2 separate regions of the Homo sapiens genome follow, and region 2 is linked to region 1. Evidence: chromatin loops called from intact Hi-C (ENCODE). Cell type or tissue: heart right ventricle. All regions are shown on one strand. Links, peaks and the distances in the headings refer to the core of each region. The heading gives the core; the rest is flanking DNA. Region 1 overlaps FAM168A (family with sequence similarity 168 member A). Region 2 overlaps FAM168A (family with sequence similarity 168 member A).

Evidence for each region. Peaks named below come from ENCODE experiments on the same cell type or tissue, not always from the same donor. Only the 100,000 strongest peaks of a DNase experiment are listed, where the experiment ranks them.
Region 2: a loop joins it to region 1, with 1.8 times the contacts of the local background. A loop is called at or near these places in 1 of 110 quality-filtered maps.

Annotation. Positions count from the first base shown.
Region 1 is chr11:73,465,533-73,470,915 of GRCh38, forward strand. FAM168A (family with sequence similarity 168 member A) reads right to left here. Exons shown (of 8, transcript NM_015159.3): 2 at 2,873-2,960. The coding sequence starts at 2,942. Among named protein-coding and RNA genes, the nearest start is that of RELT, 92 kb to the left of the region's middle. In heart right ventricle, for the core only: no CTCF peak of the experiment used is centred there; DNase peaks (open chromatin) are centred at 2,168 and 4,059; H3K27ac peaks cover 4,712 bases.
Region 2 is chr11:73,551,764-73,557,146 of GRCh38, forward strand. The region is part of intron 1 of FAM168A (family with sequence similarity 168 member A); the gene reads right to left. Among named protein-coding and RNA genes, the nearest start is that of FAM168A, 44 kb to the right of the region's middle. RefSeq lists an enhancer at 1-417 and a silencer at 1,937-2,161. In heart right ventricle, for the core only: no CTCF peak of the experiment used is centred there; no DNase peak of the experiment used is centred there; H3K27ac peaks cover 1,928 bases.

The DNA.
Region 1 (5,383 bases), core at 120-5,119:
TCTCATAGCTCTGGAGGGTAGAAGTCCAAGATTAGGGTGCCAGCATGGTCATGCTGTGTTGTTACACAGCAGAAAGAGCTCTGGTGTCTCTTCTTCTAAGGGAACTAATTCCATCATGAAGGTTCAATCCTCATGACCTCATCTAAACCTACAACGGTTCAATCTCCAATTACCATCCCATTGGGGATTAAGGGTTTCAACATACAGATTTTGGAGGGACACAAACATTCAGTTCATAGTATATAGTCTATGCTTAAACATTTGAAAGTATATGGCATATTACATTCTCTAAATTCACTCTGCCAAAATATATAAGGAACTAGTTATAACCACATTATAGATTGCTGCAAGTGTAAAAATAGGTATTTTCTGTAAAATACTGAGCTCAGGTTTTGTCACACAGTAAGTACTCGGTAAAGGGGCTTTAAAAGGGAGAGAGAGAGAGAGAGAGAGAAAGAACACTGTCAATTGGCTAGAAGACAGCTGCTTACTGGAATACTGCACCACAAAACTATATTTTATTTCCCATCTTCAGACTTCAAGAGAATTTCAAACCAGGAGTGTTTCCAACTCCTCTGTTCCCTGCAGCCACCATCCCATTTCCTCTGAAGCAGATGACAGTACAATGGACTTGACCCCCTGTACTTTTGCCCTCCTGAGGCTACCCCAAAATGCTGGCCAGGAACAGGATTCTAGCTCCTCAAAGGGAAGCTTTCCTAGCCCTAGAAATGGAAAAGACAATCCTCATCTTTAGTTTATCATGGGGAAGAGAGAAAGCAGCACATATTTTAAGACAGATTAGCTTACTGTAACAGAAAGCACATATACTTTGAAACCACAAAGAACTGAGTTCAAATATTTTCTCATCCCTTAGAAGCTATATACATTAGTCAAGTCACATGACCTGAATTAAACTACCATAGTTTTTTTATCTATAAAAACTATAGCATTTATGATTAATGAAATTATAATTAATATATAGTACCTAGTATGTTCTTACCAAATGATAATAATTTTAACATAACCATATAAATGCTTACTGTAATGCAATATATTTGGCATTTGTTTATAAATTATCTTTACTTAGATCTTCCATCTCCAGTAATACAGAAGAAAAATAACCTGAAAATCTGCCTACTGCATAATACCTAGAAAAGCTGGTTATGAAGTATAACAAACATTGTATTACGTAGAGTTGAGATTTTAAGAAAGAAAAAGAAATCCCTATTACTCAAAAAATGAAGAGGAAACTAAAAATCAGGAAGTCTATGTAGTAAGCTGATATTGGGATGCTTTGGGGAGATTTTTTAGTCTAGGCACTCAAAGGGCTTGCTTTTTACAGCCACCAGGGGTAGGAGATAGGCTGTGGGCCCTGGAACAGCCAAGAGCTGCAACTCAAATTCCCCTACATAAAGTTGGGACCTTGGAGGAGTCATAGTGTCAGTTAAAAAAAGAAAAAAAAAATCCAAAAGTACAGAGATTCAACAGCCAAGGTTGGGTTAAAAAATAAAAGTCTCCCTACAAATTTGAAACTTTGGCCTGTATGAAGTCTGAATTTATACTACTTATGTGGAGTTTATACTATCTGTGTGGTCCTAGAATCTACAGCAGGGAATTAACTTAAAACAGTTCCAGGCTCATAATATTCCTTGGTGATTAATAGAGACAAAAAAAGATCCTCCTTTCCTCTAGAGGAGTACAAATTATCTTGTTTGATTCTCACAACTGTCCTATGAAATGGATAATATTTTGTCCCATTCCCAGAATTATCTAGTATGAAATAGATAATATTATCCCAGTTCATCACAGAAATTAAGTCTGGGGAGGTTAGGGCAAGTTGTCCAAAGTCACTCAGCTATTCTCTGACAGAGCTGGGATTTGAACCTGGTTGTTGTCCAGTCAGTCAAAACACATTACCGAGTCCTACTATGTGCCAAGCAGAGATAAAGTCTGTTCCCTTTCCAATTTTGGAAATTTGGAAAATTTGACAAAGTCAATTCCCCTTCCAGATTTACAATGTTTAAATCTTGATGCAAATCAATAGATAAATGCAACTGTTCTCTTCCTTCTCTAGTTTAGCAACTTAGTAAGAACGAAGGCAGCCAGGATCAAAGCAAATAGGAAACCAAAGCCCCACAGGGTTCCCTTGGGCTCCGTCTGCCAAAGCAGTTCAGTTCCCTCTGGCAGAGGAACTTAAGTTGCTGGAACACTCTGAACTGGAAAGGGGAAAAGCAACAAGCTCCATGAGCTAGTAGGGTATAGGGTACTGCCCCATGAGTCCTGGTTACTGGAAATTAATTTTGTTAGAATAAATATACAAATACAAATTCAAACAGAAAATATTTACTGTTAATTTAAGTAATAAGGACAATGAAACTGTTGTGATAAACACAAACATGGGAAATAGAAAGTTAGTGATAACAGTTACAGTTATATCAGGCTGAAACTCCAATATATTTCTGAATGTTAATTTGGTTGCATAGCATTGAGAAAATCCTGATTTAAAAACATAAGCAGATATAAATGGTAGCATTTTTTAAAAAAATTAACAGGCATTCTTAGAAGCTTAACACACTGATCATCTAACACGTATTCATGTTTTATAAAAATAGTTCTCAATATTTTAAAATAATCAAATCAAATGTTTGCAGACTCTCTAAAACACTCTCCTGGTATTATTGTAGAACAAAGTTGGGAAACAACCACACAACAGGTTCTCTGAGATCTTTCCGCTGGACCTCAGACATATCTTCTGCATGTTCCCAAACTTTCCCAAGACTTTTGGAGGTATACGTTAGGAGGAGGAGCAAGTTATTTGGTAATATCCTTAACCACCATTTCTCAAAATGAGAGCCATTCTCACACTACTCACCCGTGTAGGCCATGTTCTTAGGGTTGCCATAAGGAGCCCCAGGCTGCACGGGGCTGTAAACAGGGTTCATTGTGGAAGACTGAGGATCCTACAGAGAAAACAAAGAAAACAGCACTGATATTGATTGTTCATTCTTCCTGACATCAGCTTCTCCTCCATAATCTTCAGTTTTCCCTGAAAGGAAAGCATCAGGGTGTAGTGGAAAGAAGACTAAACAAAAAAGCCAATTTGCTTGTAGTTGGCCCTATGTTAAATACTTTCCCCATTTGACAGATGAAGATAGTAAGGAGCAAGGAAGTAATATAACTTGCCTAATGTCAACCTAGGCATTTTGGCTCTCAGCTCAGTGTTAGTCCCACTATCCCACAGACAGCTCTGGCACTAGAGTACTATGTGGCATTGGCCATGTCACTTCCCCTGTCTGGACTTCAATGTCCTGATATAAAATGAATTAGTTTAAGATCTCTGAGGTCCTTTCTAATTCCAATGTTGTTAGTCTAAGAGTTGGAAAAGGATAAGCTTTCTACGGTTCACTAGAGGAGCTTGGTGTCTGGTGACGAGCAAACAGACTGCTGGAAGGAAAAGCAGTGTCTCATCCGCCCCTTACACCTGCAGAGGACAAGATACCAGTTACCAGCAGCTTTAAAAACAGAAAAGGGAATTTGTTGCCACTGATAATTTTAATGCAAACAAGGAAATATGGCTAGGATTTCTCTCCAAATTTATTCAAGGGAAAGAAATAAACTTGGAAATTTGTGTGCAATAAGTATCACCTGCACAAGTGCTCTGTTAATTATCTTAATGAAGCACATTCTCCATTCTGATTAATGGAAAATCTGTCATTAAGCTCTATTAGCCAGCCAATTTGTCCCACCTTGTTTAGGGAGCCTTTCCTTACTATATAGCCTGACACATTTGAAAATGTGTCTCCAAATATATTATTTACACATCATAAAAATCAAACAATTCCTTCCTAACTAGGTTCACAAGATAGATGAGCAATTTTTTAGGTCATTAACTTCTCTTGTATCACTTCAAAATAGGAAACAAGTCAAATGTTGAAGGCAGGCAGTGAACAGCTGGCATGATGACAACTGCTCTGTGATTAGTCTGTCTAGGGTTCAAAAATGAGATGTGGAGAAAAGGTGGGCTAACAAGGAGAGGAAGCTGGGACCATCAGATAAGCAAAACGGAAAATGCCATTGGCCAATTTCAGAGGACAGAATGTCCTAAAACATACGTAATGTGTAGCCCTGGCAAACTACCCCAGGGCAACGAGCTAGATAAAATTACCATCAGCCAACAAACTGAAACTAGAACAACTTGAAGATGAAAGTTAAAGGAGTTATATATATATTTCAGTTAAACTTAAGGGAAAAAAATATTCTCACAGCCAGAGTTATCTAAAAATATACCCAAGTAACATACACTCTCTCTCTAAATAAAAGCACTCTCCTCGCAGAGTATTGAGACATTAATAATGAAAAGAGATCATAGATTTTTTGTTTTTGTTTTTGTTTTTTTTGAGACGGAGTCTCACTCTGTTGCCTAGCCTGGAGAGCAGTGGGGTGATCTTGGCTCACTGCAACCTCTGCCTCCTGGGTTCAAGCGATTCTCCAGCCTCAGCCTCCCGAGTAGCTGGGACTACAGGCACGTGCCACCATGCCTGGCTAATTTTTTGTATTTTTAGTAGACAGGGGTTTCACCGTGTTAGCCAGGATGGTCTCGAACTCCTGACCTCGTGATCCACCCACCTCAGCCTCCCAAAGTGCTGGGATTACAGTCGTGAGCCACCGCGCCTGGCCGATCATAGATGTTAAAATAAGTTGCAAACTGTCAAGTGACATGCAAATGTAAACAATGATGATGTGGCAATGTTGCTCATGTGACAACAACAACACAGAGACTACTTGTACTCCTTCCAGCTTTGGGTCTCTCTTCTACCCAACCAGTTCTCTGCGTGGTACATCAGGATGAGAAAGACTGATAAAGTGCTGCAGTGGTTTGAATGTTTCCCCCCAGAAAGCACGTGCTGGAAGCTTAATAACCATTTTAACAGTAATTAAGATGTGGGACTGTTAAAAGGTGATTAGGCCATGAGGGATCTGCCCTGATGAATGAGTTAATGCCATTATTACAGGAGTGGGTTTTATCATGGTGGGCGTGGGTTCCTCACAAAAGGATGCGTTTGGCCCCCTCTTGCTCTCTGTCACCCTCTTTTGCCCCTCTCTCTTCCACCATGGGATGACACAGCAAGAAGGCCCTTGACAGATGCTTGTACTCTGATATTGGACTTCCCAGCCTCCAAAACTATAAGCCAATACATTTCCATTCATTATAAATTACCCAGTCTGTGGTATTCTGCTATAGCAGCACAAAAAGGACTAAGACAAGTGCTAAGCAGTACAACTTACCTGTAAACATCTGAGCACTCTCCTACTGAGAAGACACTCTGTGTTGCTGATTGGACAAAGTACAAAATTGCTTTTTATAATCAAAGAAACTCATCAG
Region 2 (5,383 bases), core at 222-5,221, 86 kb after region 1:
GCTTTTTTAAAAAATATGAACATGCCAATTTTAAATCCCATCTGGTTGCATGTTGCAGCTGCCCTGAATGAATTTCCAGTTATTAGGCACTTGCCTAAAGCATTCAGAACTGCCATGTGCTATCAGCAGCAGCAGCCACAGTACAGTACTTAGGAAGTACTTAAATACCCATGCTGGTACAAAAGGATTTCTTAGTCTGCCCTGGAGAGAAAGGAATATGTGGGGAAAAGGAAGGAACGATCTCACATTTTTAAGAAAATATCTTTCAGTTTTACCTCCTCTCCTCTTCAAAAGCAGTGGACTTTCTTATCTTTGACCTCACAGTGCCTTAGCCTGGAGAGTTTTACCTACCCTTATGCCTTGTATAAACAAAATCCTAAGAACCAAGGATTTGGAATTGGACTAAAACTGGGTTCAATTCCAACTCTACCTCTTACAAACTGTGAACTTGGGCACATTTCTTAATCTTCCTTAGACTCTATTTCCTCATGTTTAAATGATAATGCCTAACCTTGAAGAGCTGTGGGGAAGACGAAAGAAAATGTATATAAAATATCTATAGAATGTCTAGCTCATATGGGCATTCAATACATGGTAACATTTAACACTCTCCTTTGTATTCCACTATAATTTACACTTTACAGTAATTATGCACCTTCTTTAAAAGTTTAAGAATTAAATGAATTAATTTAGGTAAAGGCTTTATAACAGTGCCTGGCACATAGTAGGCAAGCATTAAGTATTAGTTGTGGTGGTTGCTACTATTACATACCAATATCATAGTATGTTTCATAGTGAACTACAGTTTCTTTATTTGCTGTTTTCCTTTCTATCTAGTACTTAGCATAAAACCTGGCACGAAAGAGGTACTCAATTAACATCTGTTGACCAGTTGAATAAATAATGGATGAGGCCAGGCGTGGTGGCTCATGCCTGTAATCTCAACACTTTGGGAGGCCAAGATGGGTGGATCCCTTGAGGTCAGAAGTTCAAGACCAGCCTGGCCAACATGGCAAAACCCCATCTCTACCAAAAATACAAAAATTAGCCTGGTGTGGTGGCACACAACTGTAATCCCAGCTACTCGGGAGACTGAGGCAGGAGAAACACTACAACCCAGAAGGCAGAGGTTGCAGTGAGCCGAGATCGCGCCACTGCATTCCAGCCTGGGTGACAGAGTGAGATTCTGTCTCAATCAATCAATCAATCAATCAATAAAGGATGCATGACTGAAGGAATGAATTTAATTTATCATACAATTTTACAAAGTAGCCATTCAATAATATATTGTTTTATAAATTAATTAATCCTATCAAGCCCATATGATAAGAAAGGGAGTTATTATTATGGCCCTTTTTACAGATAATAAACAGAGTCCCAGAGAGATCAAAGGTTAAGGTCAGCCAGGTAGAGCAGGAATTAGAATCCCTTTGGTCTCTCAGAAACTAATTCTAGATTTTTTTTCAACGAGACCTTAATCCCTCCCACATTTTAAATATTACCTAAGGGATTGGTCAAGTTTTTCAAGTCTCTATGGTTTCAAGAAGGGCCCTCAAAGTCAGAAGATGCTACCAATAAATGATGGAAGGGTGAAGAAAGACCATGACCAAATGAGAAGTTCAGTATCTCTTCTTTGGGAAAGAAGGAATAAAGACCTGATTTCATCTGGCCTGAGCATAGAGAAAGCAATTAAGTCTGACTAATAAGAGGATAAAGCCCTCACTGTAAACAAATGAGGATGGAGGACACTGAGAGGATCAAATATGAAAGGCAGTATGGGGAGTTAGAGCCACTCGTCTACTCCTGTAAAGAGCATGACTACTCACAGTCTTTCTAGCGGGTAGTCACTCTTTCATTTAACAAATACTTAGTCCCTGCAATGATCTAGGATAATAACTCAACAGTGTATATCAAGAGCCTTTAAAAAGTTATACCTGGCCGGGCGCAGTGGCTCATGTATGTAACCCTAGCACTTTGGGAGGCCAAGGCAGGCAGATGGATTGAGCCTAGGAGTTCAAGACCAGCCTGGGCAACATGGTGAAACCCTACAAAAAATAAAAATAAAATTAAAAAAAATTAGCCAGGTGTGGTGCCGTGCACTTGTAGTGCCAGCTATTCAAGAAGCTGAGGTGGGAGGATAGTTTGAGCCCAGGAGGCGGAGGTTGCAGTGAGCTGAGATTGTGCCACTGCACTCCAGTCACTGCACCCCAGCCTGTGTGACAGAGCCAGACCCTATCTCAAAAAAATAAAAATAAAAATAAATTATACCTTCACTCCAATTACCCTATTCCTATTTATCCTAAGAAAACTACCAAAAAAATAAAGACTGAGGCCAGGCGCAGTGGCTCACACCTGTAATCCCAGCACTTTGGGAGGCCAAGGTGGGAGGATCACTTGAGCCAGGAGTTCGAGACCAGCCCGGGCAACACAGGGAGAACCCATCTCCACAAAAAACAAAATTTTAAATTAGCTGGGCATGGGGTGTTCGCCTACAGTCCCAGCTACTTGGGAGGCTAAGACAGAAGATCTCGAGCCCAGGAGTTTGAGGCTGCAGTGAGCTGTGATCACGCCACTGCACTCCAGCCTAGGTGACAGACCCAGACCCTGTCTCAAAAATAGAAAATGCTTATGATATAATGTTAAATTAAAAAATACTCCAAAAGACTACCTATAGTATGATCTTAATTATATAAAATAAATAGAAAAAAAACTTCAAAAAAGCCTAAATGCTGAGTTTTAAAAGTAATCTCTGCATGGCAGAATATAGAGCGATATTATTTGCCAAGTTTTCTAGTTTTTCCATAACAGGCATTTTTCCAAAAAACAAGGTGAAGGAGATTTTAGGACAAAAAATGAATATATAAAATGCCATCAGGATTAATTAAGATCATTAGAATCTCTGCTAGGTGAGAAACATATTAGAGGCATATTATTTTTACACAAAAAGATTATGTTAATCCTACTGAGAATTGACACAAATGCAAGGGTGAAATACAATGGGAGAGCAATAAAGAGGAAATCCCATCAGACTCCCAGGAGGTCACTTTCATTTCAGAATGTCTGTCATCAGCAAAGCCAAGTTCAATGAGTAAAGAGAGAAATGAAACTTGATGGGTGAAGAAGATGGCAAGCTAAGACCCACTGCTAAAATCCATAAGTTCCTCAAGATCATGGAACCTGTCAATTACCATATAGCGTGACAAAGGCCATGGAAGGAAGGCAGCAGCAGGAATGTGGCAAAGTCAAGAGAAGGTCAAGGTAGCCTTTGTTGAAGATGACTAATTTAAAGGAGAAAGACATTAGCCTAGAGGAAAAGGGCATTCTAGGAAAAAGGGAGAGCCTAGAGAATAGAAACAGCTTAACATGCCTTGGGAAATGACATGTATTTCAGTGTTGCTAGAGTCCAAAGTGCAAGGCAGGCTGTGGTGAAAGATGTAGTTGCAAAAGTCATCAGGGGCCTGTCTCAGAGGACCTGAATATCTGGTCTACCATTAAGCCAAGCAGCTATACATGAGTCAGTCAACAAGGGTACCATTCCAGTAGAAGAGAGAGTTAGGCAGCATTATAATAAAGATAAGTGATGGGTGGTTAGAGCAGAAGAGGAACACCCAATCCAGCCTGGGGGCTCATGAAAGGCCTCTAAGAGAAAATGCCAAAGTAAGGCACAAAGGAAAAATGGGGCTAAGGTCCCAGCACTTTGGGAGGTCGAGGCGGGTGGATCTCTTGAGGTCAGGAGCTCGAGACCAGCCTGGCGAACATGGCGAAACCCCATCTCTACTAAAAATATAAAACAAATTAACTGGGCGTGGTCATGGGCGCCTGTAAAACCAGCTACTTGGATGGTTGAGGCAGAAGAATTGCTTGAACCCGGGAGGCAGCGGTTGCAATGAGCCAAGATCTCACCACTGCACTCCAGCCTGGGTGACAGAGTAAGATTCCATCTCAAAAAAAAAAAAAGAGAAAATGGGGCTAAGGGCTGCAACGTCCAAAGTGAGGACACACAGTTGATACCTGGCCTAATCATAAACTCAGCAAATCAGAGAACTAGTGCCTGGCAAGGCTTCCAAAGAGGGAACCATTCTTATCAACAGAATGTAACCTCCAAGGACCTTGTTAGTCTTGTTCACTGCCAGGCTTCTAATACTAAAAATAGTGGGCATAAAGAAGCTGCTCTATAAATATTTGTGGAAAAAAAGAAAAAGAGAAAGGAAGGCTTGCTGTTATATTAAAAAGCAATGGGGCTGGTAAGCTCCAACCCAGTGTCATGCCAAAGACAAAAGAACAACAAAAAAAGCAATGGGGCTGGGTATAGTGGCTCACACTGTAATCCCAGCATTTTGGGAAGCAGACGCAGGAGGATCATTTGGGCCAGGAGTTCAAGAACAGCCTGGGCAACATAAGTGAAACCCTGGTTCTACCAAAAAAAATTTTTTTAATTAGCCAAGTGTGGTGATACATGCCTGTAGTCCTAGCTGGTTGGGAGGCTGAGGCAAGAGGATGGCTTGTGCCTAAGAATTCGAGGTTGCAATAAGCTATGATCGTGCCACTGCAGTCCCTCCTGGATGACAAAGTGAGAATTGTCACTTTTAAAAAAAAAAAGGCAGTGAGAACCCATTCCCTCCATCCCACCACTAGCAAATTAATAATAATAATAATAATTTAAATAATTAAATAAAATAAAAAGACAAATCCTATATGATTCTACCTATATGAGGTACTCAGAGTCATCAAAATCACAGAGACAGAAGATCGAATGGGGATTGTCAGGGGGGTAGGGAGAATGGGGCAATAGGGAGTTTGTGTTTAATGGGTAGAGAAATTTCAGATCTGTAAGATAAAGAGTTTTAGAGATAGTTGACAGTGATGGTCACACAACATTATGAATGTATTTAATACGCTAAACTATACACTTTCAAAAAATTGAGATGATAAATTTTATGTTATATGTATTTTACTGCAATAAAAAAAAATTGAGGGCCAGGTGCAGTGGCTCACGTTGGTAATCCCAGCACTTTGGAAGGCCAAGGCAGGAGGATCGCACAAGGCTAGGAGTTCAAGGACAGCCTGGCCAACATGGCAAAACCCTGCCTCTACTAAAAAAAAAAAAATACAAAAATTGACCAGGCATGGTGGCACGCACCTATAATCCTAGCTACTTGGGTGGCTGAGGCACAAGAATCACCTGAACCCAGGAGGCAGAGGTTGCAGTGAGCCAAGATCACACCACTGCACTCCAGTCTGGGCAACGGAGCAAGACACTGTCTCAAAAAAAAAAAGAGGAAAAAAAGCAATGGGAAATTCACAACCGCCAAAAGGTGGAAGCAACTCAAGTGTCTGTTGATGGATGAATGGATCAAAAAAATGTGGTATATACATACAATGG